Regions from separate parts of the Mus musculus genome. Here all the other regions are linked to region 2. A link is a loop called in an ENCODE intact Hi-C map of the cell type or tissue named here. Cell type or tissue: heart. All regions are shown on one strand.

What was found. Peaks named below come from ENCODE experiments on the same cell type or tissue, not always from the same donor. Only the 100,000 strongest peaks of a DNase experiment are listed, where the experiment ranks them.
Region 1: it touches region 2 in a loop (3-fold over the local background); 4 of 42 quality-filtered maps call a loop at or near these places.
Region 3: a loop joins it to region 2, with 3.0 times the contacts of the local background. A loop is called at or near these places in 5 of 42 quality-filtered maps.
Region 4: it touches region 2 in a loop (4-fold over the local background); 11 of 42 quality-filtered maps call a loop at or near these places.
Region 5: a loop joins it to region 2, with 9 times the contacts of the local background. A loop is called at or near these places in 22 of 42 quality-filtered maps.
Region 6: a loop joins it to region 2, with 2.9 times the contacts of the local background. A loop is called at or near these places in 2 of 42 quality-filtered maps.

What each region holds. Positions count from the first base shown.
Region 1 is chr8:68,115,003-68,120,002 of GRCm38, reverse strand. It overlaps a transcript of Psd3 not described here. Among named protein-coding and RNA genes, the nearest start is that of Psd3, 140 kb to the right of the region's middle. In heart, a CTCF peak has its summit at 2,363; a DNase peak (open chromatin) is centred at 352.
Region 2 is chr8:68,732,784-68,737,783 of GRCm38, reverse strand. Csgalnact1 (chondroitin sulfate N-acetylgalactosaminyltransferase 1) reads left to right here and starts at 2,638. Exons shown (of 10, transcript NM_172753.5): 1 at 2,638-2,758. In heart, a CTCF peak has its summit at 1,997; DNase peaks (open chromatin) are centred at 2,633 and 3,253; H3K4me3 peaks cover 1,609 bases; H3K27ac peaks cover 1,221 bases; H3K27me3 peaks cover 376 bases.
Region 3 is chr8:68,418,794-68,423,793 of GRCm38, reverse strand. The region is part of intron 4 of Csgalnact1 (chondroitin sulfate N-acetylgalactosaminyltransferase 1); the gene reads left to right. Among named protein-coding and RNA genes, the nearest start is that of 1700125H03Rik, 53 kb to the right of the region's middle. In heart, a CTCF peak has its summit at 3,045 (motif pointing right); a DNase peak (open chromatin) is centred at 3,283.
Region 4 is chr8:68,554,328-68,559,327 of GRCm38, reverse strand. Csgalnact1 (chondroitin sulfate N-acetylgalactosaminyltransferase 1) reads left to right here. Exons shown (of 10, transcript NM_172753.5): 3 at 2,208-2,356. Among named protein-coding and RNA genes, the nearest start is that of Csgalnact1, 180 kb to the left of the region's middle. In heart, a CTCF peak has its summit at 2,226 (motif pointing right); a DNase peak (open chromatin) is centred at 2,287; H3K4me3 peaks cover 599 bases.
Region 5 is chr8:68,359,395-68,364,394 of GRCm38, reverse strand. Csgalnact1 (chondroitin sulfate N-acetylgalactosaminyltransferase 1) reads left to right here. Exons shown (of 10, transcript NM_172753.5): 9 at 2,246-2,327. Among named protein-coding and RNA genes, the nearest start is that of 1700125H03Rik, 6.6 kb to the left of the region's middle. In heart, CTCF peaks have their summits at 2,358 (motif pointing left) and 3,470; DNase peaks (open chromatin) are centred at 1,894, 2,354 and 4,504; H3K27ac peaks cover 370 bases.
Region 6 is chr8:68,469,752-68,474,751 of GRCm38, reverse strand. All of the region lies in intron 3 of Csgalnact1 (chondroitin sulfate N-acetylgalactosaminyltransferase 1), which reads left to right. Among named protein-coding and RNA genes, the nearest start is that of 1700125H03Rik, 100 kb to the right of the region's middle. In heart, no CTCF peak of the experiment used is centred here; no DNase peak of the experiment used is centred here.

The DNA of each region.
Region 1 (5,000 bases), 620 kb after region 2:
TGGACCACCCTTCCCATTATGCTATCTCATGATGTCCATCCTCTTCAGTGAGTTCAAGTGCATCACTTGAAAGATGGGTGAACAGAATTTAAAAGGTTTTTGTTTTGTTTTTTTTCCGTTTCCCAGTGGTGTGGTTGTCTTGTTATACTGTACATTTGGAAAGTGTGGATTGGGTAAAACTGAGTCTCTATGTGAGGATTAGTGGCATGAGCTAGAAGAAAGGTGTGCTGTCTGTAGAGGGCGGACATGAAAGGAACTGTCAGGGAAGCCATAGGAGAGTTCCATGAAATTCACAGTAGCCTTCTGAGAGCTGGGAGGTGGCCAGCTCCATCTGGATCCTGTGCCTGTCTCCTGACTGCTTTTGCACACGACCTGCCTTATCGTTGCTCTTTCAGTCAGAGAGCCTACAAAGTCACAATTAAGGATGAGTCCAAGTTCTCTGTGGGCAGAAGCAACTGGAGCATACTTCCTTAAGAAATAGCTCACATTCCATTTAAGTTTTTATATCTCTCTTCCTGCAGGGATTTAGCAGACAGGACATTTGTGCATCCGAGCCCAATCTCTGGATATAGGGTCACACAGCAGTTATCTATGGACTTTGATTCTGTTCACCGCTGATTTTCTTCCCTCTGGTCTTTGGAACATAGGCCCAAGCTTAGGATCTGTGGCCAGTTCTCTGGGGAAAAGTGCTTTGGAAGTTGGCCCAAAAATGTGGGCCAGCAGTAGAAGTCTTATTTTCGATTCCTTAGTGAATGGACCCCCACCCCCACCCAGATATTTGACCTACCTAAACTAAATGTATGGAATTCCTAGGGGGAATGGATATCTCAAGTCTAAGTCCTAACTGTAAGAAAACCATCAGAATAGAGCCTCAGTTTCCCCTATCTTGAAAGCAACAGTATCCCTTGTTTTGTAGTTGTTATACACAGACATTTCTGTTCTCAAGTACCTGTCTTCATTTTTTAAAATCTTGTGGCACTAAGCATTGAACCAAAGGTCTTTCCCATGCTGGACAAGTACCATATCACTGACTTACAGCCCTAACAGTAGATCTGTCTTGAGGGGAAGAAGAGGAAAGTCAAGACAAATGTGACATTAAGGAAGACTAGAGAAGGGATGGAGTGTAGGCAGTGTGTTTCCAGAGTCCAGTCAGAGAATGGGACTACGAAAGCTTATCAGAGGAATTGTGAAATCCATTCCTTCAGATCTACAAATCCCTTAAAGGCTTTACAAGTGTCATTAGTCAGGTGGTCCAGCCTCAGGCTATGTGTTTGGTGGTGGTAGTTGTTATTGTTGTATTGCTTGTTTGTTTGTTTGTTTGTTTAAATCAACAAAGATAGTTTTTCCTATGTCCAACCCTGGTTATCCCTCATCACCCACAATATGAAATATTCTGCGAAGTGCTTAGTATTTTCATGTTTGAGAATTTACCTTTATGAACGTACAAAAACTGATTTAAGCAATTTCTTGTTCAGTCAACTACAAAAGGTAAGACCCTGATGACTCACAGTGGGATCTTATAATTGATGTAGTAAAGAAGAATACAACAATTACATCTCAGGTGATTACATATAGTAAAGTCCTCTCATTCCTATGTGCATGTTGAAGAGTTGAGGTCCTTGTGTCAACTTTCCCAGGGAAAACAAATTGCATATCAAGAATAAGAAGTTTGCAGTAGTACAAACAGCCAAATAGATTCTCTTGAGGTTTCAGCCCCCAGGCTCTAGAGTGAATGTTGGCATGCATCCTCTGACTATAAGGAATGAGTGCAGCTAATCAAGTCACCTGGATCGTCAGTTGTAGGATGACTGGGAACTAGTAAAAAGAAGTTAGTTCTAGTCCTCTCACTCTGTGACCTAGACAGCTTCCATGTGCTATTCTCCCTGCTATGAGAGCATTCCCAAATCCTAGATAAGAGACGATGCTTTGAGGATTGATTAGCAGTTTGGTAGGGCCCACAGCTAGGATTTGGTAGCTTAGGACTGTCAAGTCATCTACCCAGAGTCCAGGTTTCCCTTAGCCTTGTTTCCTGACCTCTACAGCTGGAGATATTCTAGTGGAAGGTAACCTGATATGTCCTACAGCCTTTGATTGACAACATACTAATTTCTGTGGTGGGAGAGTGGGTGAAGAGCTGAGAACTATCGAATCTAACTGAGCATTGCATCACTCAGCACCACCAGCTGTCTGGGTCAGGAGAAGGTGGGACTGTGGCTCATGGTGATGCCGGCAGAGTTCCTTCACATGCCCGTGGCTATTCTGGAAGAGTAAATTAGGAAAAGTCCAGAGTCTATGCCAGAGCCTGCCCTCACCTTGCCTTCTACTCCATGTTATACTGCCCCTTAGTGGAGGACAAGGAACTGTGCACATTACACCCAAGCTTGGGGCTAAAGACACCAAAGGATAACAGACATTATTCCCAAGAGGGTATGGGAAAACCAACAACTCAATAATCATTTCTAGAGTTTGCAGGTATATAAAAATTAGTATTCGTATCTTACACGTCGTATTCTAAAATAGCAGTGACTATGTGTAAGTACAAAATTCTGTCCCCCAAATACCATTTACAAACCCCACAAAAGGTCATCTAAGTTCAAGTTTCTCAAAAACCAGAACTCTCTGGGGCTTGTTGTTTTGTTTTTGTTTTTGTCTTTGTCTTTGTGTTTTCTCCCTTGCTCTCGCACAATAGGAACTCAATTCCAATCAGCTTTCTGAGTTTTCTTTGCCAGCTTCTAGGAGGGTTCATGGTTTAGGAAACAGCATGTGGATAAGCAAGACAGACATGGGAATAATAGAGGTTTAACCAGCACATTCCAATGACAGAAACAGAAGGCAGGAGATTTTCTAATAGTCAGAGCCTGTCATAGGAGACTACAGGAAATAGTTTTAACTCTGTACTTTTATATCATTAGTCCTTGAAATGAAACCAATGTTTCAACTACAAGTGTATAAAGCACACTAGATTTTTGGTAGAAAGTTTTTAATCAGATAAAAGGTAATATGTGCTGGAATCCAAGAGATTAAGAAAAGGAGTAAAACCTAAATTTTAAAAGCTCTGGTTCTGTCAATAAAGCTAGCTCATGTCCTGGGCTCTCTGTGGGCTTTGCAACTCTGTGGTAACTATGAATCCATGAATCTGGAAAGAGAAGAGAAAGTGCTTCATGAGATAAAAAACCAACACAATTTCACTTCATCTAGTACACCTTATTTGTCTCTAAAGATTCATTATCCTCTCAGATAACTACATTGTATAAAAGTTCCCTACAGAAAGGGCATACCTTTCTATGGGAACACTGTGGCTCCAGTGTGGAGCTAAAAGTTGTGTGGAGCCTCAGTTCCCATCACAGAATGGCAGGGCCTGTGTTGCCAGCTGTCAGATCCTACACTGATGTTTCTTTTTCTGACCAGATTTTAGCTAGAATGAAATCACTTTGAAGACCGACCCCTGAGCCTTGGACTATTTAATGCCCCAGGAAATTGTCATTTCCCTTCTCTGAGAAGTATTCCTTCCTTCCTCAAGCTTGGTTCATTTTTCTGGCCTGTCATAAGTTTAGAGACTGTTCTACCCATGAAATGGTACCGTAGATTATGCTGTCTCTATTTTAATCTACCTTGGTGATTAATGCTGAATTTTAAGAAGGAATTTGAACAGAGAGAAAGCACGCACAAGTGCTCATATAGAAATGTTAGCAGTGACAGAGCTAACTGTGCAGTGGAGCATCCCTTTTAGAAGATTCCGGTGTGCAGAAGACAGTGTTGATTCGATTGCAAGGTTTATTTTTAGTCCATTTCATGCTACATTGATTTTGACAAAGATGTCATGATTTATTACTTGAATAAATAACGGTTGAGATAGCAGAATGGGTTTCAACTTTCCCTCCTTCGTATCTCCATGACAACACACTCTCTTCCTCACTTCCTTTGACATTCACACAAAGTTCTTTGGATGGTTGTACGAATGCTATCATCTGTAGAGTAATTACACAAACCTCAGTGTTTCAGTCTACCTACAGGAAGCAACGGGCAGAATACCCAGGGCTATCTTATAGCTGTGTGTCCCTGTTACATGGGGAAAAGCAACCAGACTGGCATCTGAGACCTAAGGGTTCTAGATTTCTTTATAATTCAGAGTAGCAAAGGGAGGGCAAATGCCTTCATTCTGGATCCCAGTTCCATGGCTGCTCTGTGAGAAGATTAGACTGTCTGGTTTGCTTTCTCCCCTTCCAACTCCACTGATCTAAGACAACCCAGTATTAGAGCTGTAGTCCTTAGGGGCACATCTCCAAAAATCCATATATATTGAGAAGTCTCTCTGTGTTAGAAATGACCCTTGTTTGTACAATCAGATGTCTCTCCTGCCTGCATTAGGCACAAATGGCAGATATAGGTAGGTAGCAAGCTTAATGAATGTCCCCAATCTCTTTCAGAGTAGTACAAAATTACAATGTAATTTGCACAAATATCTTGTCTCATCCTCTTAGATTTTAAGGACACCAGATTTTATGACCTCCAGAAAGATTATTTTGAAATCATATCTTTGGGAGCTAGAGAGATGGCTCAGTAGTTAAGAGCACTGACTGTTCTTCCAGAGGTCCTGAGTTCAATTCCTATCAACCACATGGTGGCTCACAACCACCTGTAATGGATCTGATGCCCTCTTTTGGTGTGTCTGAAGAGAGCCACAGAGTACTCACATAAAATAAATAAATAAATCTTTTTAAAAAAAAAAAGAAGAGAAAAGAAAGTATATCTTTGAATTAAGCACTATGATAGCATCAGCTGTGGTTCCACATACCTGTAATCCTAGCAGTAAAGAGGTTGAGGCTGGAGGACTGCTTCCAGTTCAAAGCCAGCCTAGGCTACATAACAATAGCATCAAGAAAACAAAAGTGTAGCCTCAAATCATTTCCCTGTTCTGCTGTTTTGATTTGTAAATAAATGAGTTTCCTTATTTGGGCGCTAATTATTGAGAAAAAAGAAGAAATTAAAAAGGAAGAACA
Region 2 (5,000 bases):
CTGTTGTCCATTCACTTCTTTCGAAACCTGTTTATGTGTCTCCTTACTGTTCCCACATTGGCAGTATGACAATAACATATCTTTAGTATGTCCTTGAAAATTCAAACAGCATAATTTAATTTCTAAATCATGCTTATGAAATATATTTTAACTCTATAACATTTCAGGTACAAGCTAAAATCCAAGTAGTAAATTTTTCCTTTTTGGTAGTAAATCTTAGAAACTGGTTTTAGCGAGGCTAGGTTTATGTCTATAATCCTAGTTCCCAGGAGGCCACACAAAATGTCTTCTCTTTTTGTTCCTTTTTAATTTTTTCATCCAACGCTGACCTTTACATTCATTACAGTGAATGTCTGTAATCATAGCACTCAGGAGCCCAAGGCAGGAGGATCATAGGTTGAAAGTGGTTCTTGGCTACCATGAGTTTGACATCATCCTGGACTCATGAGACTGAGTCTCTAAATAATAAAACAGAAACTACATCTAGGCTTAGTGTTCTGCCCAGCCTTTCTGGTCCTTGGCTCTAGGGCATGCATGGAAATCCATCTTTCTGCTAGTTTCACTGTTCAGTTTTGTCGGGGGCTGCCTCTCCTGATGATGGAGATAAAATGTCCACATGACAGAACTCTGTAAGAGAACTTCCTGAGCAGATAATCCACTGTAAATTTCTCTCTTGTTCACCCAGGAAAAGGTATCTTCTCTTAATGATGCTGTTACTTAGTTTAATTGCGTTATCACTTTCTCAATTCAATTATTTTTCATATACTATTGAAGCTATTAAAAACAGAAGGACACCGGTCCCGGAAAACTGGCTTTCAATTGGCATGCAGTGACACACTGGCATATGCGTTGGTATCTCCTGCAATACCCCAGAGCCAATATCCAAGTGGGAGACGTTCGAAAGTGGTGACCTGATGCACCTCCACATGCTAAACACCCATAAAGGAACCACAGTCGACCCTTAAGTGGTCCCCTTCTTTATTCTATTTAGAGTAATAGAGATTATTGTATCTATAAATGTGGGAAGCCACATGTGCCGTTGCAGAGTGGCGCTGGCTACTGCTGGCCACCATGCATAAGTTTGGACAAACAACCAATGTGTACATATGCAGTAAAGTTTTTTGCCAAGATACTGCCTGGCCCGGGCATGATAATGAGGTTTTGAGAGTATAGCCAATCAGATGTGAGACATGCAAATGAGGTATGATAATGAGACTCTGTGAGGTACTAAGAGAGAGTAACCAATCAGATGAGGAACATGCAAATGAGGTATAGTGCATAACCAATCTGGGTGTGAGACACGCCTCTCCTAGGCCTATATAAGCAGCACAAGTTCTGGGCTTGGGGTCTCTTTGCTTCTGCAATCAAGCTCTCCCAATAAACGTGTGCAGAAGGATCCTGTTGCAGCGTCATTCTTGCTGGTTGAGTCGGGCGCACGCAAGATATAAAGTATGTTCTCTATCTTTCACATAGCCTGCAGGGCATGTCTGTGCTGGGGCCATGGCATACTCAGAATTTCTAGCCCATTTTTCCAAACTAAAACCTATGTATAACTTTATTACATGATTCTGGAGACACCATTGAGTAAAGAGATGAGAGCTACTTCAGTAGGTGAAAGCAATCAGAACTAGAAGAACCTATCAGTAGATGAAGACAGGAATGCTTTAGTGGCAGTTAGGACAAAAGCTCTGAAGAAGTTGCCCGACTACCTACTAAGTGTGAAATCAAAAAACCCTGACTTCCACCTAGTGACGTCCATCTGCAAATGGAAATTGCCATATGATTGCCTTTTGAGGATGCTAGGAGCTAATCTGTGAGAAATAACTGATGTCCACATATGTACGTGCATATCTATGCAGTGTTAACTCTTTGTTATCTTCCTATCATGCAGTACTTTGATGCAGCTAGAAAAATTACACTGTATGTTTTGTGATTTGGCAAACACGGATTCTTCTATTTTTCCACGAATCTCAGCTGAGTTGATGTAGGGATGTGGCCGCTAGAGGTCCTTACAGACATCGCTTAGCCACAGTTGGGGCTGAAGGGTTAAAGGGGTTTCTGATCTTTTGTAAATAAAAGCTTCTTACTGAAGGCCTTATTACTACAACTCAGGGCACCCAAAACAGTGACTATCTTATTAATTCTCTCAAGTAGAGTGTAAGAAGTTTTGGAGGCAAGCCATTAGGACAGTCCTAGCAGCGCAAATGCCTCGGGGATGAGTTGGGGAGTGGGGACGAACTTGTAGGATAGATGCCCCCTCTCTGTTGGGGCGCAACTTCCAACAGTGCCCTAGTCTCTATCGCCAACTTCTCTGATGTTGGTGATCAATCACACTTGAAGTCTCTACGGTACAGGAGACCCTGCTCTCCACTCATGCTCCCTGCAGTGACAGTCTCTCAACCAGGGCACCCTGCTCTGCTCGGACCTGGAGCGGGGACGCACTGCAGACTGGCCCTGGAGGAATTAGATGACTGCAGCCATACACGACCCCAGCCCTGAGGCCCACGCTACCCCCACCTCTCAGCTCTCGGCTCCTCGGGCTCCCACTCGGAGGCCGGCGCTGTGCTTGGCCGCTGTTCAGCCCGCGCTCCCCGCTTTCCCCCTCCCCCTACTGCTCCGGGTCCCTGGAGGCTCAGCGGCTGTTGGAACTGGAGGTGGAGCCGAGCCCAGGGCCGCCTCGCAGGAGGGAAAGTTCAGCGGCAGCAGGGGAGCAGCGTAGCCGAGGGATCCGGCTCCGCTGTCTGCAGTGTTGCCTGGGGTAAGTCGGGGTCCCTACCCTGAGGGCTGGACGGGTGTGGCCCGCTATGTGCGGGCGTGTCGCTGCCGTTTTCCAGTCCGCGCCACTGCCCCCGACCTCGACCTCAGGGTGGCTCTCTGTCAGCCGGGAGGACGCCTGCACCGCTGGCTTCCAGAGACCACTGCTGTCCTAGGGCTGAGGACTCCGGAATCACTGCCCTCTGTAGCCCTTGCGAGGCGCGTGGAGGGATCGGTGTCTCTAGGTGGACGCGCGAGGGTCCCGTGCCGCACCCCACGGCCAGCTCAGCTTCTTCAGCGGTAATTGAGCCCCCAGCTGTTGGCTTACTCTCCAGAAACCCCACTTCAAAGTAGCCTTGGCATATGTGCGGGTGCCTCTAGTTTGCTGTTTTTGGATTGTATTTGCTGTGATGAAGAGGGTGGCCCGTGGGCAGCACGCTCCCCTGCATTGTGCCGCCGCGATGGTGACTCTCTGGATCCCAAGGGTCTTCACATCTGCATGTGACTGCATGCAGTTGTATGTGCCAGGGGCGGGGAGAAGCTCTTCCAGGGAATGGTCTAGGGGTGCAGTGGGGCATTCCGAGGGCTGGAGGAAAAGGAAAGCTGTGCTGGGCGAAGGCAAAGTTGTTTGTTTCCGCCACACTTCCTGCACCTGTACCCCTGTCGTCAGTGATTCTGAAGTTATGGAGGAAAAGACGTTAACACTATTGTACATATCCTCAGTGGACGCTAAAAATGAAGTAGTAATGAATGATCGGATGGCTGTATTTTGCAAAATCCATTTTTTATTCAGATTGCAACGACTTGGCACAGTTTTGACTTAAATGTCATTAAAGACAACTAACTACGATTCTATATTTATAAAGAATTTAAATATCTAGTAAACCCTAGCAATTCCACGGGGTTTATTGGATTGTGTTGACACTTTTTGTTCAAGAGAGCTCCAATTATTATGGTCCTTGAGCATTAATAAACTATGGGTTCTGCTGCGTGGAGAGAAGTCTAACAAACTTGGAAACAGAAGTGTAAGGCAGAGAGTAACTGGTTCTCTAGGCATAAAAGGTCACCTGAACACACAGAAGAGGGATTGCTGTAACAGAGGGATTATGTGTTGAGCTTCCAGAAAATATGAGATGGGCAATTCCCATTGTAGGAACCTAATACATATATGATCACTCCTCTGCATTGAATCAACTACCTAATGGATGTGTCCAATGTGCTTCACTAGGGTGAGCTCAGGAAGTGAGCTTCGTAGGGTGAAGAACAGCTATTAAAACAGCCTAAGACAAAATCATGAACGTACTTAAAGCACTGAGGTTTTCTTGTGTGATTAGTGTCTGAATAATTAGCACGGTGTAATTGTCAAGCTTGAACTTTGCAGATTGGGACACACCTGCTGTCACTCCAAATTACGAGATATTACTTTAATTTCTCTCCATCTTCTTGTCTCAGATCTCCTATATCTAGTTGCAAGCCATATTAGCGAGCTTCAAAGAAAAAAAATATCCATTGTTTAGATTCACCCATTTACATCATTGTGAGATTGTGTTTGCTGTTTCGGAGAACTGGCATCCAAGAGGTTCATCCTACTTTTTAGCTGCATGACCCAGGGCCAGTCACATATTAAATGGTTTCAAGATTCTTCATTTGATAACAATACTTGACAGAGTGAAATAACATTCTTTTCTAAGCACCCAGAGATACAGTAGACCCCTCCCAAATGCTATCCTTTGCCTCTCTTAAATACTTTTAGATATGCTTTGACACTTAAAGCATTAACAATAATAATTCCTTCTTTTATGTGATCTTTTGCTTGTTGATTCATGCTCCATCTATGCATCCATCCATGAGGTCATTACCACTGAAGACCATCGGATTTCCTGTATAATATTCCCTGCTTGGATGTTGGCTCTCTCGAGAATGGTAGTAGGCAGTGCTTCATGGGTTTCTTTGGGTTGAGAATCCATCATCAGGATTAGGGATGATGAAGTGGACTTCCCAGTCTCCCTGTTTCCCAGCTCTGTGCTAAATAAGATGATGCCACACCCAAAGAAGAAACAGTAAGCTGTGAGTGGCTGTTGCCTTTCTTGCTTACCCTGTGCCATTCAATGGCAAGCAGCAAGGACTTCCTACACCTTTACTGATTTGAAGCTTACAGTGCAATGAAGTTATTCTTCAGCTCACATCCTTCTTCGTGTACTCCTGATGAAGGGACCTTGGGACTGTAAATTATAGCCCTACCATAT
Region 3 (5,000 bases), 310 kb after region 2:
TCTTAGGTAGTCTAAGTTTCTGGGTTAATGTCCACTTATCAGTGAGTACATATCATGTGTGTCCTTTTTTGATTGGGTTACCTCACTCAGGATGATATCCTCCAGATCCATCCATTTACCTAAGAATTTCATAAATTCATTGTTTTTAATTGCTAAGTAGTACTCCATTGTGTAAATGTACCACATTTTCTGTATCCATTCCTCTGTTGAAGGGCATCTGGGTTCTTTCCAGCTTCTGGCTATTATAAATAAGGCTGGTATGAACATAGTGGAGCATGTGTTCTTATTACCAGTTGGAACATCTTCTGGGTATATGCCCAGGAGAGGTATTTCTGGATCTTCCAATAGTACTATGTCCAATTTTCTGAGGAACCGCCAGACTGATTTCCAGAGTGGTTATACAAGCTTGCAATCCCACCAGCAATGGAGGAGTGTTCCTCTTTCTCCACATTCTTGCCAGCATCTGCTCTCATCTGAATTTTTGATCCTAGCCATTCTGACTGGTGTGAGGTAGAATCTCAGGGTTGTTTTGATTTGCATTTCCCTGATGATTAAGGATGTTGAACATTTTTTTCAGGTGCTTCTCAGCCATTTGGTATTCCTCAGAATTGAGAATTCTTTGTTTAGCTCTGTACCCCATTTTTAATGGGGTTATTTGATTTTCTGGAGTCCATCGTCTAGAGTTCCTTTTACGTATTGGATATTAGTCCCCTATCTGATTTAGGATTGGTAAAGATCCTTTCCCAATCTGTTGGTGGCCTTTTTGTCTTATTGACAGTGTGTTTTGCCTTACAGAAGCTTTGCAATTTTATGAGGTCCCATTTGTCAATTCTCGATCTTACAGCTCAAGCCATTGATGTTCTGTTCAAGAATTTTTCCCCTGTGCCCATATCTTTGAGGCTTTTCCCCACTTTCTCCTCTATAAGTTTCAAAGCAATATACTGCAAACCAGTAGCCAATATCACCCTAAATGGAGAGAAAATTGAAGCAATCCCACTAAAATCAGGGACTAGACAAGGCTGCCCACTTTCTCCCTACCTATTCAATATCGTACTTGAAGTCCTAGCCAGAGCAATTAGACAACAAAAGGAGATCAAGGGGATACAAATTGGAAAGGAAGAAGTCAAAATATCACTATTTGCAGATGATATGATAGTATATATAAGTGACCCTAAAACCTCCACCAGAGAACTTCTAAACCTGATAAACAGCTTCAGTGAAATAGATGGATATAAAATTAACTCAAACAAATCAATGGCCTTTCTCGACACAAAGGATAAACAGGCTGAGAAAGAAATTAGGGAAACAACACCCTTCACAATAATCACAAATAATATACAATAACTTGGTGTGACTCTAACTAAGGAAGTGAAAGATCTGTATGATAAGAACTTCAAGTCTCTGAAGAAATAAATTAAAGATCTCAGAAGATGGAAAGATCGCCCATGCTCATGGATTGGCAGGATTAACATAGTGAAAATGGCTATCTTGCTGAAAGCAAAGTACAGATTCAATGCAATCCCCATCAAAATTCCAACTCAATTCTTCAACGAATTGGAAGGAGCAATTTGCAAATTCATCTGGAATAACAAAAAACCTAGGATAGCAAAATCTATTTTCAACGATAAAAGAACCTCTGGTGGAATCACCATGCTTGACCTCAAGCTGTACTACAGAGCAATTGTGATAAAAACTGCATGGTACTGGTACAGCAACAGACAGGTAGATCAAGGGAATAGAATTGAAAACCCAGAAATGAACCCACACACCTACGGTCACTTGATCTTTGACAAAGGAGCTAAAACCATCCAGTGGAAAGAAGACAGCATCCTCAACTAATGGTGCAGGGTCAACTGGCGGTTTGCATGTAGATGAATGCGAATTTATCCATTCTTATCTCCTTGTACAAACCTCAAGTACAAGTGATCAAGGAACTCCACATAAAACCAGAGACTCTAAACTATATATCTTATTTGTAAAACTAAAATGAACTCCTACCAGGAGCTAATTAAATGACTCAGTCAAACACAAGAGATTTAATTTGTGACTTTCCTTGAAGCACAAAGCAGTTGATGTTGATGCTTTGAGGATTTAAAGGGATCCAGTTCTTTAAGCCCAAAAAGTAGAAATTCTAGGCTATTAAGTAGCTTGTTTAAGGTACAAAGTATAAGAACCAGGACTAAACTGAGACTGTCTGGCATGGATGCTGGCCAACCTCAGAAGTTTGTCTGGAAGAGTCAGGAGACTCAGTGCATCTGGCAGAGGGAAGTGATCTATTCTAATTGTATTAGTGATTGTGAGCAAACATACTGTTATAATATTTAATAATAAACAGAATTTTTGCTAATCAGTATGGATGATTAAAGAGGAAAGTGATAATTAGAAAGGCAAGTGACAAAGACGAAAGAACCAACGTTTCAACATTTTCAGGTAATATTATGAATTAAAAGTGAATTTCATGACATATCGGGGCGGAGAACTGAGAGCAGCCAATGGCCAGTCTGGGTTCCAGGGAGATGGAGAACCCCACCGGAGGCGTGGTCTCCGGACAGCAATGCTAAGCCAAGGCTGGTAGCAGTGGGTCAAAAGCAGTTTCTCTTAGAAGCATGCGTGCCTGGAGCGTACCTTGGGGTTAAGGTGGGCCTCAAGATCCTGGAGGCAGTGTAGGGACACATCCTCCCCAGTGCGTGAATTCAGCCTTCTGGACACATTGTAATAACAGAGCTTGCCCTTCGTTTACCCTACCGGGCAGTGCGATGATCACTGGGCCCTTACTGGATTCACCTGGAAACAGATTTCTCCTAGGCAGGTTCCCCTCAACAAATGCAGGTTTCCCTTCCTCTCAGTTTCTAGCTAATCTTTGAAGGGCCTATTAAGTTGGCTTTTGTCCCACCTACCCACACAATCACCAGGCAGAGCTGCTTTGCTCTGATAAACATGTTTTAATATTTATGGTCAGCAGAAGGCTCAAAGTCTTGAGAAGTCTCTGTTGCCACACATATCCTCAAAGCCTCCTGGAGGGGGCAGCCCTAGCCGGCTTGGGGTGAAGCTCACAGGTGTCTTTGCAGACCTTTGAAGCTTTGGGTCAGTGATCTCCTCAGGATCTGGGTTGGCTCAGAAGCTATCTCTGGGCTATAGCAAAAAAACAATGCCCAGATATTGTACCTCTCAGTTGGAGTCCTTTGTGATTCTTTTCCCAGAAAAGGTTAAATGGGTGGAGGGTTGGGTGTGGACCACATTTCCCAGTATAAACAAAAGCACTCAAAGGAGGCTCCCTGTACCTGTTTTTTGGTTTCAGTTTGGGGTTGGAGTCTTGTACTGAATGCTATTGAGTGGTCAAGGGGCAGAAGGAACAGGATCAGTTCAACTCATCAGAGCCTAAGGCACCAGGCCAGCTGATGTCTGGAGGCAAGGAGTATGGGGATGGCAGTTGGGGACCAGTGGGAGGTTGGCCAGGCTAGAGGTACAGCTGGACCCCCCCACCCCCACCCCCAAACTGGACTCTTAGCTCAGTTAACAACAGCTGGTAAAGGACAGCTGGCATCCTGTCCTCCTCTCCCACCAGTGTTAGCACTCACTACACCCAGTATTCTCAGGATACAACAGCCTCTGAGGGCTTGTTCCATGCAATCCTGGGTGGGCTTTCAATTCAACGCCCTTTCTAGCACACATGAGAAGGAACTCTCCCAGAGCCTGGTGGGTCACAGCAGCAGTCCACAGCTGTGCATGGAGGTAAGGAGAATGCTGGCTGTGCTAGTGTTTCTAGACACATGACTGCCACACTTGGTCACTACTGGGATCCTTCCCACCTCTACCTACCTGTCTGGCACCAGGGTCAAGTGCCATGGATGGCCTTTGTACCTCTCTACTTCAGGATGCCACCTGCCAAACACTAGCATGCCTCAGAGCAAGAACACAGACCTCATGTGCTCTCCACATGTTCCTCTTATATATTACATGATTTTTCTGAAGTCTTGGCCTATGTGACTAAAGCAATTAGACATTCAATGACTAATGGCACAGCCTAGAAAGACATGATCACAGCAATGGCATTTATCATGCTGATGCTGGCATTGATGAGTACTGCTTATCCACCAGATTTGCATATTTTACATGTATTGATTTACTCTTCAAAGTATCTCTTAGAAGAATGATATATTACTATAAACCCTATCTGAAAGACAAATAAATATTGACATCAATGAATCAACAATAGATTGTATTACTTTTTAAGGATGAATTTTGCAACGGGCTTTCTGATATACTCTACTGAGTTGGTTAGCTTTTTGAAGCATCATAAATTTTTTCTATTATCAAAAGTCAGTTTCAATGATAAAGAACAGAAAAGCACTAAAAAAATATCTTTTTATGGTAATGTTGATCTACTTGGAAGAAATGAACCATGATATGGCTCTTAAATTCACAATTGTATGTCCATCCAGCTGTGAACACATTGTGTATAACCTTGATTAAGTTACTTATTTCAATCTTCAAAGGGCTATAGTCACCCAGATGCAACAAGAAAAAGCTTATCTATTTGAAAAATATGTTAAAAAATCAAGATAGTATTTGTGAACATGGTTGGAAAGCCAGGTATGAGTGATGGTAAATATAAATCTCAGTTCAGACATGCATCTGCTATTTTGGTAGCCAGTGGCTGGATAGAAGACAGTAGTGGACCACAGATAATAGCTTGGTCACACATCCCTTGGGCTTTGATCTTTTACTTCCTGCTTCCACCTGCTGCTCTTATCTTAACTTTTCTGATTTTCCATAGCATCCTGAGTAGAAGGATGTACTGTGTTTTCAGTAATAGCAACTCTGTAGTCCCAAGGGCTCTCCACTGTCTCGACCTCATCCCTCTCCACCTGACTTCTTTGACTTCATTTAGTCTAACTGTACATCCATAATTCCTAATCACTGGTTTCTTAAAATGAGATCAAAGAAAGATCTGCCATTTCTACCTAGTGTCACTATGCCAACCCACTAACAGCACTCCT
Region 4 (5,000 bases), 180 kb after region 2:
ATGTCAGCCTATGGTGGAGCATTTCACATTCAAATCACAACCAGTGCCTATGTGGACAGGGTCAAGTAGTACAAAGAGGCAAGCTTGCTTTTCTTTTCAGTGTTTTTTTTTTTTTTTTTTTTTTTTTGTGGAAGAAAAAAAAATCCTGGCTTTACTACATATTAGCCATGCAGATTTCTTAACCTCCTTCTGCCCCTCTGTAATAATGGAAAAATTAATGCGCGTGTTGTGGCTATTGAATGGCTTCCTAAGCGGTACCATGGTATGGTGAGGGCTCATTGCCTGTGTCCGGCTGAACACACCCCATTCTCTTTAGCATATTTAGTTAATCTTCTGAGAATTTTCACTATGCTGTTTTGTTTCTATCCTGGTCACTGCTCTTGGTTTTGCTGGCGACTCTGCATTCTTGTATTGCGCTTTTTTCTTTACTAGCTGGAGAGGATTCCTCTCTGGAGGAGCTAGAGGCTTGGGATTAGTAAGGAGACCATGCACTTCCCAGAGCCCAGGAGCAGAGTTTTAATGAGTTCTTTTACTAGGAAAGGAGGAAGAAGCTGAGCTGTTTGTCCTCTGATTCCAACCTGCCTAGTGTCAGGGTCTAGGCTGGCTGAATGTGGATGACTTGGTGCATATGAAATGACTGAAGGCTGCTGTTCCAGCCACTGGGGTGAGAGAATGACGGAGCTTATTAATGATCTTGCAGAGCTACCAGCCGACAGTCTATTTGTTTTCATTATGTAAACCAGCATGGTTTGGGATTATGCAGATTTCCACCTTTTTACTTAGAAGGCAAAGAATATTCATTAAGGATATCAATAAAGACCTTGCCCCTGATGGAGTCTCCGAGGCTGTTTCCTGCATGCTGAAAGACAGAAGAGAAAACTTAGGGGGTTGAGAGAGACTCAGAGATTGATTGGAAGGCAAATTATAAACCCATTTCAGCTCTTGGCCTGCAGGCTGGGAAGTAACATTATTTGTTGTCAGGGATGGAAAACAACTGAGATTCAGGTCCAAGTGATTATTCCACGTTGACACTGCTGCCTCTCTGCCAACTGCAGCTCCATTTAGACATAGATTAATTAGGCTGGTGGGGGGGCGGGGGGCGTTGGGCTAGGAGAGCTGTGTGGAAGCAGGCAGCTCGGCCAGGAGTAGTCAAAGTTGGAGGTCTGGAGACTTGCCCCTCCCAGGAAGATGACACCCCACTTCCACTGCTAAAACCAGAGCAAACCAGGGTGAGAGAGTGTGGATAGAAAACAGACCCTACTTCTATAGCAAAGCAGTGTACATTTCCACTGATTTGTTAATGCCAGTGAGGCAAAACAAAACAAAACAAAACCCAGAACCAAAAACAAAACAAAAACAAAACAAAAAAACAAAACAAAAAACAAACAAACAAAAAACCCAAAAACCCCCACAACAACAGAAAACAACCTTCAAACTCACTTGCTGGCAGGCTGTCCCTATGGAGACAGGGTGGGGGGTTGGGGTGGGGATGGGGGCAGCAAGTCATCTGTAGACTTTAGTGGCTTATCAATCTTTCCTTTGGCCTTGTAGAAATCATCTTGGACTTTTTAATCATTCCTGCATGTGAAATGGAAATGTAGTGTGTATACACACACACAAACGGATATATTATGTCCATTACTTGAATTATGAGACAGACAGAATAAAAATAAGGAAAATTCTTGGGGAAGTGAGCCCCATGTTAGTTCATTGAAAACAGTATATTACAGGCTCCACATGAGGACCTTAGTGTCTCTCCAGAATCTTTCTTACTTATGGGGAGTCTTTGGTCTGAACATCTTCATATTCTGCTTGTATCTCAGCTGACAGCATCTGTTTTGTCAAGGGCTGGGACAGTGTAGGGTCCATCCGTAACTCACCCCACCATCCTTTAGCGAGGGCAAGATGTACAGAGAGGGGGCTGGGCAGGGGTTCTGGATCTCGGGATTTGGGTGGGGAGCCGGATGACAATCAAAAGCACCCAGTCTGTCTTCTCCAGCGTCTTTGGCAGGCACTAGTCCTGCCAGCAAAGCTTTCCTCCAGGGCTGAAGCAGGCTGGCTTAGTGTTGCGAATGCCAGTGGTGGTCACTGGTAGTAAGATTCCCAGAGGGAACCCTTGCAGCGTGTGAACCTTTTCAGAAAAACTCAAATGAGGAATTTTCTCTTTTACTGTTAACACTTCATTGCATGGATTTTTTTTCCTCCAGTGGTGGCGCTGAGCTGAACACGGTGCTAGCAGAAGGGGGCGGTACTTTCCCTCTGGACCCTGACTTGGAAGCCAAGTGCAACTCCAGCGCAGTCACCACCAGAAGCAGATGTGCGAGCGGAACAGCTGTGCGCCTTTCTTTCTGCCGAGGTTAGCTTGTTTGGGTTTGTTCTTTTCCACATGGAAGTGCGGTGTTTTGCCTTCCTCTGTTCTCAGCCGGGCTTTCGTGCTTTTAGATATTGATGGTTTCATTTCAAAAAAATAATTTGCGTTTTACTTATTAAAGAGGAAGAGGGGCATATTCTACTACTTTGGGGGGCATAATATGTTCAGATGAGTTGTGTGTTACATACTAAATCACATGCATTTTACCGTTATTAAATCTCACTGTATTTAAAGGATGGAAATTTACAGGGGTTGCCTCCCATTTCTTTTCCTCTTAGCATTTTAGACTCCCTTTTCCATTATAAGAGAAGCCAAGATCATTTTTAGCCTTTAAGGATTTATGTAGCACTTACTCTTGCAGATAAGTGAATCTATTTGTCGCAGGTGACTTAGAAAGCAAACCTTACACTGGGATATAACTTCCGCATTACTGGGATATCCCAGCTATCTACAGAATATGTTCATTTTACTTTAATAGTTATATTAATAAAAAGTTATTTTTAAAGGCATCATTTTTTTTTAAAGAAGCTCAACTAGTTTGCTTTGAAACTCCTCATCCACTGGCAGTGATCTCTATTTCACTTTCAATACTCTTTTGGTATTTTTGTCTTTTTAGAGCATTAATCAATAGCACAACTAGAAGAGCTTTTTTTAAACAAACAAATAAACAAAAAACACACAAAAAACCTTAACTGACCACTAAATTGAGAACACAGCTGGGACAGAATATTAACCTTTCTGAAATAGTCATTCTTTAGCCAAATGGGTACAGTGATTTTTGATCAAGTTAAAGTAAAATGGTTCGGGAAGATGAATCACCTTTGTAATATCCCTAGGGGTGGTCATTAGAACTATTTGAGAATTGCTTCCTAATGAATATATACTATTGGCTTAGGCTTTGGGATAAATGTAGTATTTCTGACAGCTTGTTTTGCTCTTGTAAGCAATAATTTTGGGTTTCTTTACTATAAGATATTTAAATACAACTGGCAAGATTAATGTTAAAGAAGTTAAGTCGAGAACTTGAGAACTGGAGGCAGGAGAATTAGGAGTTCAGGGGCATCCACATGTACCCAGCAAGGTCCTGGCCATCGAGGGATAGGAGATTCTGCCTCAGTATAAGCAGGAGCCTTCGCAACATCAGTAACATTGGGAAGGGAATGGGAAATTGTACCCATACTTCGTGTTTTCAGCAATGAAATCTTTTTTTTTCTTCCAGTTTTCTCTAGAAATACAAATAAAAAGTAGACAGAGGGATGAAGACAGGAGAGCTGTGCCTGGCAGACACTTTTGTCTTTGAAAAGTGCTGCTTCCTCCTTAACACATTTTAACAGAGGTTTTATTTATGTTTTTGTATTATTGATAATGGGGGTGGGGCAGGGGTCTAGCATTGTTATTGTGGTTAAGATAAAAGGAGTAAGTTAAGATCCATGAGTCAGTTTTACATTATTGTACTAGGAAGATAGAAAATGTGGCGCTTTAAAAGGGACCACATTTGAGTTGTCGACAGCAGAAAACATGTAAGTACCTCAGCCAAAAGTGAGCAATAGGAACACAACTGGAGATTGCTTCTTGACAAGTTCTTCTCTAAGTAGTAAGTCAAAGGGCTGTGAAAACAGGTGGCCAACTTCAGAGCACAAGAATGGCTCTCACCTTGAGTCTTAGGATGCTTAATGTTTTCAAGAATAACTTGGATGGTGTAAAAGAGAACACCCCATTTAAAAATCACGTGTGCTGTAACTGTAAAAGTCTTGAGATGATAGCAGAAAGGGTCCAGGGTGAAAATTAGCCAGGAAGCAATCAGAAATTGATCAAAGTCTATGTGGGAGAAATCAAATGTCTAAGTTCTAAAGCTATTGGGTAGTAAGACAGGACAGAAGAGGGGAGGCTGTAGTTCATACATTGGCTATGAAGAACAGTTATAATCCTGTTGGAACCTAGTGCAACGACAGGAGATCTTGCCCAGGAAACAGGAGGCCTGCCAGGTAAGCACTAGCTGGAGAGAGTTGTTACCTGCTGCTCCTCACTCTTGCTGACTCAGACTTGAACCTCTGGCAGCAGTGATGGGCAGGTGCCCCACACAGCATGGGGCTGCTAATCATGCAATCCCATGTGGAAGGCATTAATTCTCGTTCCAGATATTTAATAGCACTAGGCCATGCCCATTTTATAGTAGAAATATCCTTGTGTCCTGTGTGATATTTTTCTTGTTGTGGTGATGGAATAACATCTTAAGAGAGGAAGGATTGTTGGGCGTGGTGGTGCACGCCTTTAATCCCAGCACTCAGGAGGCAGAGGCAGGTGGATTTCTGAGTTCGAGGCCAGCCTGGTCTACAGAGTGAGTTCCAGGACAGCCAGGGCTATACAGAGAAACCCTGTCTCGAAAAACAAAAGCAAAACAAAACAAAAGAACAAACAAACAAACAAACAAAAAAAACAAGCAAGAGAGGAAAGATCGATTTTGGCACATAGTTCAGGGCATACAATCTATCAGTGTGGTGAGGTTATGCTGGTGGGAACTGCTATGGCTGTTGCTGTAGGAGTGTGAAGTGGATGGTTATATCATAGAGGCAGTCAAGAAGCAGAGAACTGGGGCAGGAACTTGAGAGGTTTATACCCCATAGCCCTT
Region 5 (5,000 bases), 370 kb after region 2:
AAGTTTCACCAGGGTTGCCTGCAGGGGCACGGGTGGGGCATTATTTGCAGCACTGTCTGTACCTTACCAGTGCCTACACCACCCGACACCACTGGTAGAGATCTCTTTTTCTCACCCCAGCAACTATTAACTGCACACAAATCCTCCGACAGTGGTAGGTGGGACTTCCTGAGTCCCCCCAACTTCAGGACAGAATGTTACGGAGCATCATCATGATCAAATTCTTGCGTTCATAGCCTGACATAGACCGTGCACTATTGAGCTCTTGATAAAAGAATGTTTATGATTCATTACCTCTTTTGCAAGACATTTATTGGATATAATTTAGGCTGTGGGAAGGTTCTAGAACATGGAATAATAGCAACATAATACATGACCTGGAGAACTCTTTAACTATGATTTATGATTCTCAGTTCTTCATCAGATAGGAAAGAGAATGGAGCCTTGAAATGAAGAGGTCTGTCTGAGAATTAAAAAAAAAAAAAAAAAAAAAAAAAGTGGCCAGTACCCTGGGGTCATGAAAGTGGGAGAGCTGGTCCTTCCCCTCATGAGCTGCACCACTCAGAAGATCAGGTCCCGCACCTTGACTGGGCAGCACAGAGTTGGCTCTGGTGGCTTGGGTGCTGGTAACCTGGCCCCAAGGGCATGAGAGTAGGAGAGTTGACCCTGCCCTCTGTGGGCTACAGCATTGGGTGAGCTATTCAGACCAGTGCTAGAGAGCTTACATAGGAAGTGTAGGTACAGGAGAGCTGGTGGGACGACCAACTCAGCTACCATGAAGGCCCACACCCAGGGCTTTGACTTGGTCTACACCAAAATCTACCTCATGTGCTTGAGCATGGGGAAGGGTAAGTCCTACAGATGCAAAGCTGCAGGATCTCCATGGCACAGGGCAACAACAGGAGAACCAAGAGAAATCCAGGTGAGGGTGCAGTATTGATGGTTGGCCTCAAACCAGACTAATGACTCCTTACAATGTGCATTTACAAGGAAAACTGTGAACTCAAGGGTATACTGTGGGACACATTACCATTTCCATAACAAGATATTTTCTATGCTTTGTTTTGTCTAGTTTTGTTTTTTATTTTCTTTTGTGTGCAGGGGTGGGCATTGCTAGGGCAGAGGACAGAGGGCAGATACGAAAGGTCTGGGAGATGAGTGGAACTCGGGGACATAATGTGAAACTCACAAAGAATCAATGAAAAGTTAAGAAAAAAAAAAGTGGCCAGTGGTGGAGCTGGAACAAGACTGCTCCTCCTCTCATGAGCTGTTACACATGAACAACACCCAAAGCCTTGTATCAGTACTACAGACCCTCCTAAGGCCTCTCTTTCCCTTGTCTAAGGAGGTGATTTCCTGCCTTCTAAGCACCTATAGGAACTACAAGGATCATGGGGGAAAGTACCTATAAGGATTTCAACTCCATTCTCAGAATTACTTTTGACAAATGTGTGTGTGCCTGCATCTGTGCATGTGGATGTGGGTCTGGGTATGTGTAAGTGCGTGTATGTGTGTGTGTGTGTGTGTGTGTGCATGTGTGTGTGTGTGTGTGTGTGCACATGGCAACCTCTATTATTGTTTATGTATTGTAGCTTCAGCAAATTTGTTGGAATTTTTCTCCAAAGGAAGAAACCTAGCAGAGCTGTGTTGCTCTGTTTTTTTGCAGTCATGGTGGGCTGGCACTTCCCGCACGAGCTTTCTGGAGTAGCTTCATCTGTTAGCCCTACCCTCTCCTCTGCCAGCCAGTGGTAGTGGGAGCCAGGGGGGCAGGAACAACTGGGGTCTCTCTTGGGTATTTCTTCTCTTTCTCTGTTGTTGGCCTGTGAATTCCAAGCTGTTCCCGGGGCCTCTTCTCAACTTCCTGAGCCCTTTGCTGGCTCTGTGCCCAGGCCTGTGTGACAGGCCTGACCTCACTTCTCCCTGGCACTGGGACCAGGCCAGACGTGGGTGGCTTTTCCATGGCTCCACTGAAAAAACTTGCTCTCTGAGGTTGTTTTTTTTGTTGTGTGAGAGAGTGCATGTGCATGTTGTCATGCCTACACCCTAGAAACAACCTAGCCAGAGGTGCCCAAAATCACAAGGCTCCACTTTGGACTTAGTTAGCTTATTGCAATTTCATTTGGCATGCGCATGCTCACATGCAGGAACACACTCCCACTCCCATCTTGCCTGGTTTTTGGCTCTGCTCATCTAAGTGTGTGAAAAGCGCTTTTAGATACTCTCCCTGACAGTTTCTTCCTTGCAGGTCATAAAGAAGGAAACAGGATTTTGGAGGGACTTTGGATTTGGGATGACATGTCAGTACCGGTCAGACTTCATCAACATAGGTGAGATAAAACTTCGTGTCTACTGCCACCTGGAGGCCACTGTCCCACAGACCAGGTTCTCCTGGTAAAGGTGTTGCCACAAACAGTGCTGCTCCCCAGGTCACAGGAGGCAACATCTGGGACCCTGTCATATGCACCAACCCCTCTCAGATGTACCCAGTACCACCCAAGGTTTTACAATGACAATATTCAAGCAAGTTCGGTGTGGTGCCTCCTCCTCTGTGGGTTCTTGCTGTGGAATCCACTATGATGAACATTGTGAGCCTCCAGCAAAGTGATGAGGAAAAGGAAGGCAATCAGAGAAAACACATACAAAGAGGATCGGTGTTTTTTACTCTGATGATCCTTATTTAAAGTCCCATTTGCCACTTTAAGCTCTGAGTATACAATTGCTGTCAACATGAACACCCATGTGTGAACATGTCCACACATACAGACACACAGATATGCATAAACACAGAGATGTAGACATGTGTATACAAATGTTCTCAATGACACACATACACAGACACACAGAGAAACATATAAACACACTTATTCACATAGATACATGCACACACATATATTCAGACACGCATGCATATAAACATATGCATGCATATACACATATCATATACATGTATAAATACATACACATAAAAATGTACACAGGCACACACATGGAAGCTTACAAGAACCCATTTCAAATGCATGTGAGCCTACCTACAGGAATCCAAAACTCAGAAAGAAAGGCCATGGGTTTCAGCAGAACAGGCCAAAGTGCTTAGAGGGAAAGGGGACTCCTGGGACTTCACAGCAAATGGAAGGTGAGAGTGGGCTGGATTCCACATGGCTAGAGCAAGAAGGAATAAGTCCAAAACCTTGACTTGGGCTCGGAGGGGCCAGGGAAGCACTTGTGTATGGGAAGCAATGGGACACTCCTCTGCAGGCCTCTCAGGTACCACATCCTTCTCTCTTCCACATGCCTCCCCCAAGCCTGCTCTGAGGCTTCCCATCTGGAAGTCAAGCAGCAGGAGTCAGGCCTGGGTTTGTTTTGTTCTGTGGAGTGCAGTGACCTTGGGACTCCATAGAAATAACCATATTAAGATGAAAATAAATATGAAACAACTTATCCCCTAGGAGGCAGCAGAACAGCATGGTGCCAGTCTATCAAGACAGCTGCCTGGTAGAGACAGCAGGTGTCCTTTACCATCACTCTGGGAACTATTCCTAAGTGGTAATATGCATGTCAGATTCCCTGAAATGATACTCATTTAAAAAATAATAATTTCTATTTCAAGAAGCTATTGTTCCCTTGCCCTGTACAGAGGAAGATGATTTAATGGGGTGATGACGCCTATGTTTATTAAATTTGGATTAGTATTACATTGGGTTCTATGAAGATAAATGTCACTACACCTAAGGAGAGGATCACAGTGACCTGGGGAGGCCTCCAGGGGCCGCTGCCATGACCTCAGAGCTTCAGAGTCCCCTATTCTTTGCAATCATGTCCTTATTTGCATGTGTCTTCCTTATGACCCCGGATTTAATGCGAGAAGCTGAAGACAATAATAAATTTAGGTCAGCAAGGCAAACCCTTACTAGATTCTAGCTTGTTTTGTTATGACTCTACTTCATTTAAGGTTTTAAATACCCCAAAGTTCAGGCAGGCATTCTGTCTGTAAGCTCATTCTTCTAATCCCAGCAGAGGCCGTAGAAATGCAAATTCAAGGCCAGCCTGGGCTCTACTCAAGACCTTGACTCAGAAACAAAACAAAACAACATCCTAAAAGTTGACAACTTAACAGCAACCATGCTAGGAAACGTCATCCACATGCAGTAGTGCCAGACATGGGATCTCTCCCGCGTGTGCCACCGTCACTCAGAGACACAGCCTGGGGTGGCTTGGCTGCGATTTCTGGTTCTGAATTTTTCTGGTTTGAGTTGGCCCTGACCAGAGCACTGTAGCTGGGGTGTGCAGGCAGGGGTAAAGAGGCTACATAAAATGTCTGGGACAGGGTGCTGAGTATGGTCTTGGCATGGCTATTTCTCATAAGAGCTGGCTGGGTAAAACACGCAGGTAAATGCAGAACAAATAAGGGAACGGCTGGTTCTTCTTTGGCTCTCCCTGGGGCCTGATAGGCTTTCGGTTAAGGGAAAAAGCAGCTTCTGGCATGGGGACAAACACCTGCAATCCGAGCACTTGGGAGACGAAGGCAGCCTTGGCTACACAGTGAATTTGTAGCCAGTCCAAGCCACATGAGACCCTGGCTAAGCAGAAAGGAAAGCAAATCGAAGGGCATGTTCCTTCCCCACAGTGAGACACCAGGGGAAGGAGGTCAATGTCCAAAGAGATCAGAGTTTTCTGGGAGAAAGCCCCAGAAGTACACCCATTTAAACTGAGCCAGCAGCCTATGGGGAAGGGTACACATGAATGTTCAGGACTGTTGTAACCGAGGAAAGGGAGAGTTCTTTTATGGGAGTGGTTTTTTTTTCCTATTGCAAACCCCCATTTTTAACTCCTTTACCCCACAAGCCCTAAGGTTTATTCTGCTTGCAGTGGCAGAAGGAAGCCATACCCAGAAAGAAATACAGGATTTAAATGGCAAGGTGTCATGTTCAAAAAGAAGGGTGCCTTGAAGTTTTAATCCCGGGCCAGGGCTATTCACTAGTACTACTGATGGCTTTTGCAAG
Region 6 (5,000 bases), 260 kb after region 2:
AGGAGACACACATGACTGTTAGGTGGCCACAGGTATCTGGGAAGGCACCACCTTCTTAGGTTGTCATGGATTACACTAAGAAGAATGTCCTACCCAGGGGTTTTCAAGATAGACATGGTAAAAAGTATATTCCATGCTCATCTTTAAGCAAAGCACGGGCCCTATCCTAGCCTGGTATCAGCAGGTTGTCTCTTCTCTTGAAAAACTATGTATGCCCTATCTCTAGATGTTTTGGCTTCTTTGCTCTTTCCTCTTACACTGCTTTGGTACACTACCATCTAGGATTTTACATACATATACACACATATTTGTGTGTGTGTGTGTAAAATATATTAATATATAATATATTATATGTTAATTATATAAATATATAACATATTTATCTGCATATACAGAATTAAAAGCAAAATGAATAATATATTATATATAATTACAAATTATCTACAAAATGAATAATATATGTTATATTTCATATATTATATATAATATATATTATTCATTTTCTTTTTTAATTCTGTATGTACAGAGTTGTTCTTCCTGCTCTCTAAAATATAAATCTGACTGAAGAAAGTCATTGTAATATTTTAGAATTAGAAGGCCTCTTATCCTGTGAAGTACGTGGTAGCCATCTTAATGTCACTGTAATAGATGCCTGAGATCATTACCTCATTGTCAGGGTTGATTTTGTCCCATGTATTTGCACATTTCTGTTCATGTGTGATTGAACCTTTGATTTGGGGATGCGCTGAGGCAGCATAGCATGTCAGGAGCACATAGTAGAATAAAGCCACTAGTCTCATTGCTAAGATGCAAAAAGGAGAGAAGAAGGGTCAGGGTTACAGTCTCTCCATCTAGAATGTGATACCCTCCCCAACCTGCAGGCCTCCCCTAACCTTCCCCTCTTAAAGGTTAAAGTATACTATTGGGTGCAACATCCCAATAGTACCAACTATTGATGAGAACCAACATATGGGCTTTGGAGGCATGCCACATCCCTGAAACCCCCTGAGTCTGTGTCCTGGCCTTGGAAAATGGAGATCGGTGACTTGCCATCGAGAATGTCATAAGAATGCAGTGAAACTACAGGTGATGCACAGCGTTTTGCCAACAGCTCTCTGCAAAGCCTCTTCTGAGATTCCCAAAGAGGGTCCCGGGTTACTTTCTTTGGCTGAGACAGTTTGTTCCCCATTTCCTGTTATTGCAGTGATTTCTATTGTTTTCTTTGTTCTGTGTGATCTGAGGCCCTTCCTTGGTCAACAGTCTTTCCCACTCTGAGCTTTCCTTCTCTCTGCTGGCAAGACCTGTGGCACACTTTATCTGGAAGGAAAGAGCTCCATTTTGCTTCTGTCTGAGTCGCTTTTTACTGTGAATGAAATTGACAGCATTTTCCCAGAGCCACTGGACCCTGTGAGTCACACTGACCTCACCTTGTAGCTGACACTCAGCATCCAGCAGCTCCACCTGCATCTGCAGATGACATTGTGCTCATTATGTAGCTTCGAGGTACTTAGCCTCTGAGCATTGTTCATTTTTAATTAGTACCCTCCTTGTTAATTACCAACATGAATTTCTCTGCAAGCTGTGCAGCGTGGATCTCAGGACTGGATCCCTCTAGGCATTCCCTTCACTGTGTCTCCCTGAGGGCCAAGCTGGCTTTGGCTGCAAGTTGGATGCCAGAGTGACATTGTGGCCATGGCTCTTGCCTCGCTAGAGGAAGCAAAGAGGGTATTGCTTGGCATAAGAGAGCTTCTATTGTGGCCAGCCATCATGCTCACTGACCTAGAGATAGTTTCTTTTTCTTTTGAAAAGAAGAACATCTCTTAGTTGATTAAAAATCCCACTTGCCAGGGTGCCTTTTAATTAAGATGTCATAAAGTTGATAAGCATGTGTAATTTCCTGGCCTCTGCTCAGAAACACATGAATGCTGAAGACATTGTGTCCTGCGCCCAATTGCAGAGCAGTAACAGCAGCAAAAGGCTTATACTCTCATAACCTGGATATACAACGTTTGTTAGGGGAGTGTGAATTCTATGTGAATCACAGCTGATTGGGAAGTAAATAGCTCAGGCTAGAGAAACAACTTCTTCTCTCATTTGAGTTGCTGGGAATATCCATAAGTGTAAATAAAGCTTTAGCACAAGTTCAGAAGCTAGAAAAGTGAGGTGTATTGGGGTCTACAGTGAAGAACATGTGCCAACAAGCAGTTTGGATAATTAAGGATATTAGGTAGTTTATTGTAGTGGATAAACACAGGGCTTGAAAGTCAGCTAGAACTCTGCTTGGCCACTGGCCCAGGCTGTGCACCTTGGACAAGTCACTTCACTGCTCTAAGTCTCGATTTTCTTATCTTTAATGGGGATAATAAGACTTAACTCATGGGATTAAATGAGATAATACTCGTAAAGTGCTTAGTCGGATGTCTGACCCAAAATAAGTGCTCACTAAGTGGTCGTAATTATGAGAAATAGGAGGGTGTAGGGAGCTTGGCTTTAAGGCTTCTTGTTTTGCAGTGCCCAGGGTGGCTCCCCACAGCACCAAGGAAGAAGCAACCTAGGCCGATCCCTACGCAAAGACTCACAGCTGACTCAGCTTGCATCCCTGACTGAGACATCTTACTTCTGGGAAGAGCTCCGTTCCTCCCAGGTCCCTTGAGCAAGGTCTTATTATTCTCTCCCTGTTGACATTATATCTGCTGCTCGTCCTGACTGACTTCCTCAAAGCTTCCTGAAGCTAGAGTGAGGGGGGCAACTGTTGGGAATGGAAGATACTTGCATAGAGAGGACCCTCTCTATCAAGTTTTGTCTACCAAGATCCACAGTAAATGAAAAAGCAAAAGCAAAAAGAGGGCAAGAGCTAAAGGGGCCTGGAAAGATTTCGTGTCTTTGCAGTGAGCACTGTCACAAAGATTAATCTTGGTACGTTTATTTTCTGATTAGCTGATTTCAATTCATTTTTCACACTTCCCTTGTCCTGCATCTCTATATGGAAAAACAGAATAGAGTAATTATTTTTTAAAAAATAGATTTACAGAGGAAGGGGTGGAGGGCACTGGCCAGCTTGGGAGTCCTTGACTGAGAAGTGAGCAGTACGCTGGCCCCATTGGGCTCTATGTGCTCGGAACCAGTTCTCAGGGCCTGGGCATAGGGAAATGGCACAGGGCAGACCCTTGAAAACCATCTTAAAGATGAGTCTAAGTCCTCTCAGTTAGGTGAGAAGAGAGGTGAGTCCCTGATAATGGTTTGGGTATGTGGCCTAGCCACAGATGCTGAGATTCTTTGAGAGAAACAGTAGATTCCAGAGGCAGAAACATCCTTTAATCCAAGGTCCCCTGTCAAGGGAGAGAATAAAACAGAGCATGCTGGGACTCTAGACCCAATCCTTGTAGGAACTCCAGCCTATGGAGAATTGGAATGCAGTCCAAAGGTCAGTGACTGAGGACCTCAAACATCACCCTTATGTTTGTTTGATCCATCTGTAAGAAAACATTTCAAAGTATCTCATACTTCATTATTTTATAGATAATGTTTTGCAAATACACAGTACAATATTATAAAATTTAATTGTAACTCCCAAGTGAGTATATTTGCATATAGATGACCTATTCAAAAGTCCCATACTTAGCTAGGGAGATGGCTCGGTCAGTAAAGTGCCTACATATGAGCCTGAGAACATGAATATGGATCCCCAGCACCCTCATAGAAGAGTCAGGCAGGGGTCCAGGTGTGCATAGCCTCAGTACTGCTGGGGTGGGGAGATGGAGACCTTTGAAGCTGGCTGGCTGGCCCATCTACTCTGTTTGTGAGTGCTAGGTTCAGTGACGAAGCCTGTCTCAAAAACACGGTACACAGAGGTGGAGGAAGATGTCAACCTCTGGTTCCCACACACATGTGCACATGCATGTCTGCACATGTACACACATGTGATGTCTGGAATGTACTATTTACTTTTAAATTTTTAGGGGTATCTGATCTCTACTGGGGGCTAAGGAGCAGGTAAGAGTCTGTATAGACCCTTTTCATTATGAGGTTTGAGCCACTGCTCTGTTTTAGGTGGCCTCGTATTCTAGCTGGAGAGAGTCAAAGAAAGCATTAGATGCTATCACAGGCATGCCGAAATGCTCAGCGATGGACTGTTGTTTTCCGTTGAAAATCCCAGGTCTCAGTGAGATTTGGCAAGAGCATCTCTTCATTTATTCAGTGTTAGATAATTTATTCAGTGTAAGTCTGCTGATGTGCATCCCCCACACCCCATACCATTCTGCAGTCTCTTCTGGGGGCACACCTGAGGCTAAAGCACCTGGCATGCATCTATATGATGCTAATGACTCCATGGAGCATAGAAACCTGGAATCCAGAAGGAAGTGTAGTAACCGACAAGCCTTCACTGGGGCTTTCGGCATGGGGAATGGGGAGATTATAAGGCTCCAGGTCTACTCAGAGTACATTAGCCACTATGAATGTATCCTTTGCTTTGAGTTAATTAACTATGCAGATTATTATAGACACTCTGTAACAGTTGCTAGGGTTGTTAAGTACTCTCATTTCAAGAGAAAGGAGATACAAACATGCATCTTTATGTGCACCTGTGCATATACTGAGAGCAATATAGGGAAAGTCTAGGGACTTTCAGCCCTAATCTGACTTCAATCATTTCTTTCACTGTTTTCTTCTGTAGAAACCTTTCCCATGCTTGTTTGACCCATACTGGCTTCTTTTCCCCTGTCTCGGACTCTCCCTTCTTGCTCTCAGGCGGAGTGGCTGGTGCAGTGTCCAGCAGGAGATAGATGGTATGGCAATGAGTAGAGAAAACCTTGCTGTGGAACTCTTCTTACATTTATGATAAAGAGAAGCCAGGTGTCAGCAATAAGTCAGAGGCAAAAGACAATAGAGGGATGGTTTCTGTATGTCTCACCTGAACACCATGGTGGAGTGGAGTGCCACTTCATACCAGGCACAGAAGCACTTCTGAGTGCTCCACCAGCCTCGTGTCACGTGACCTG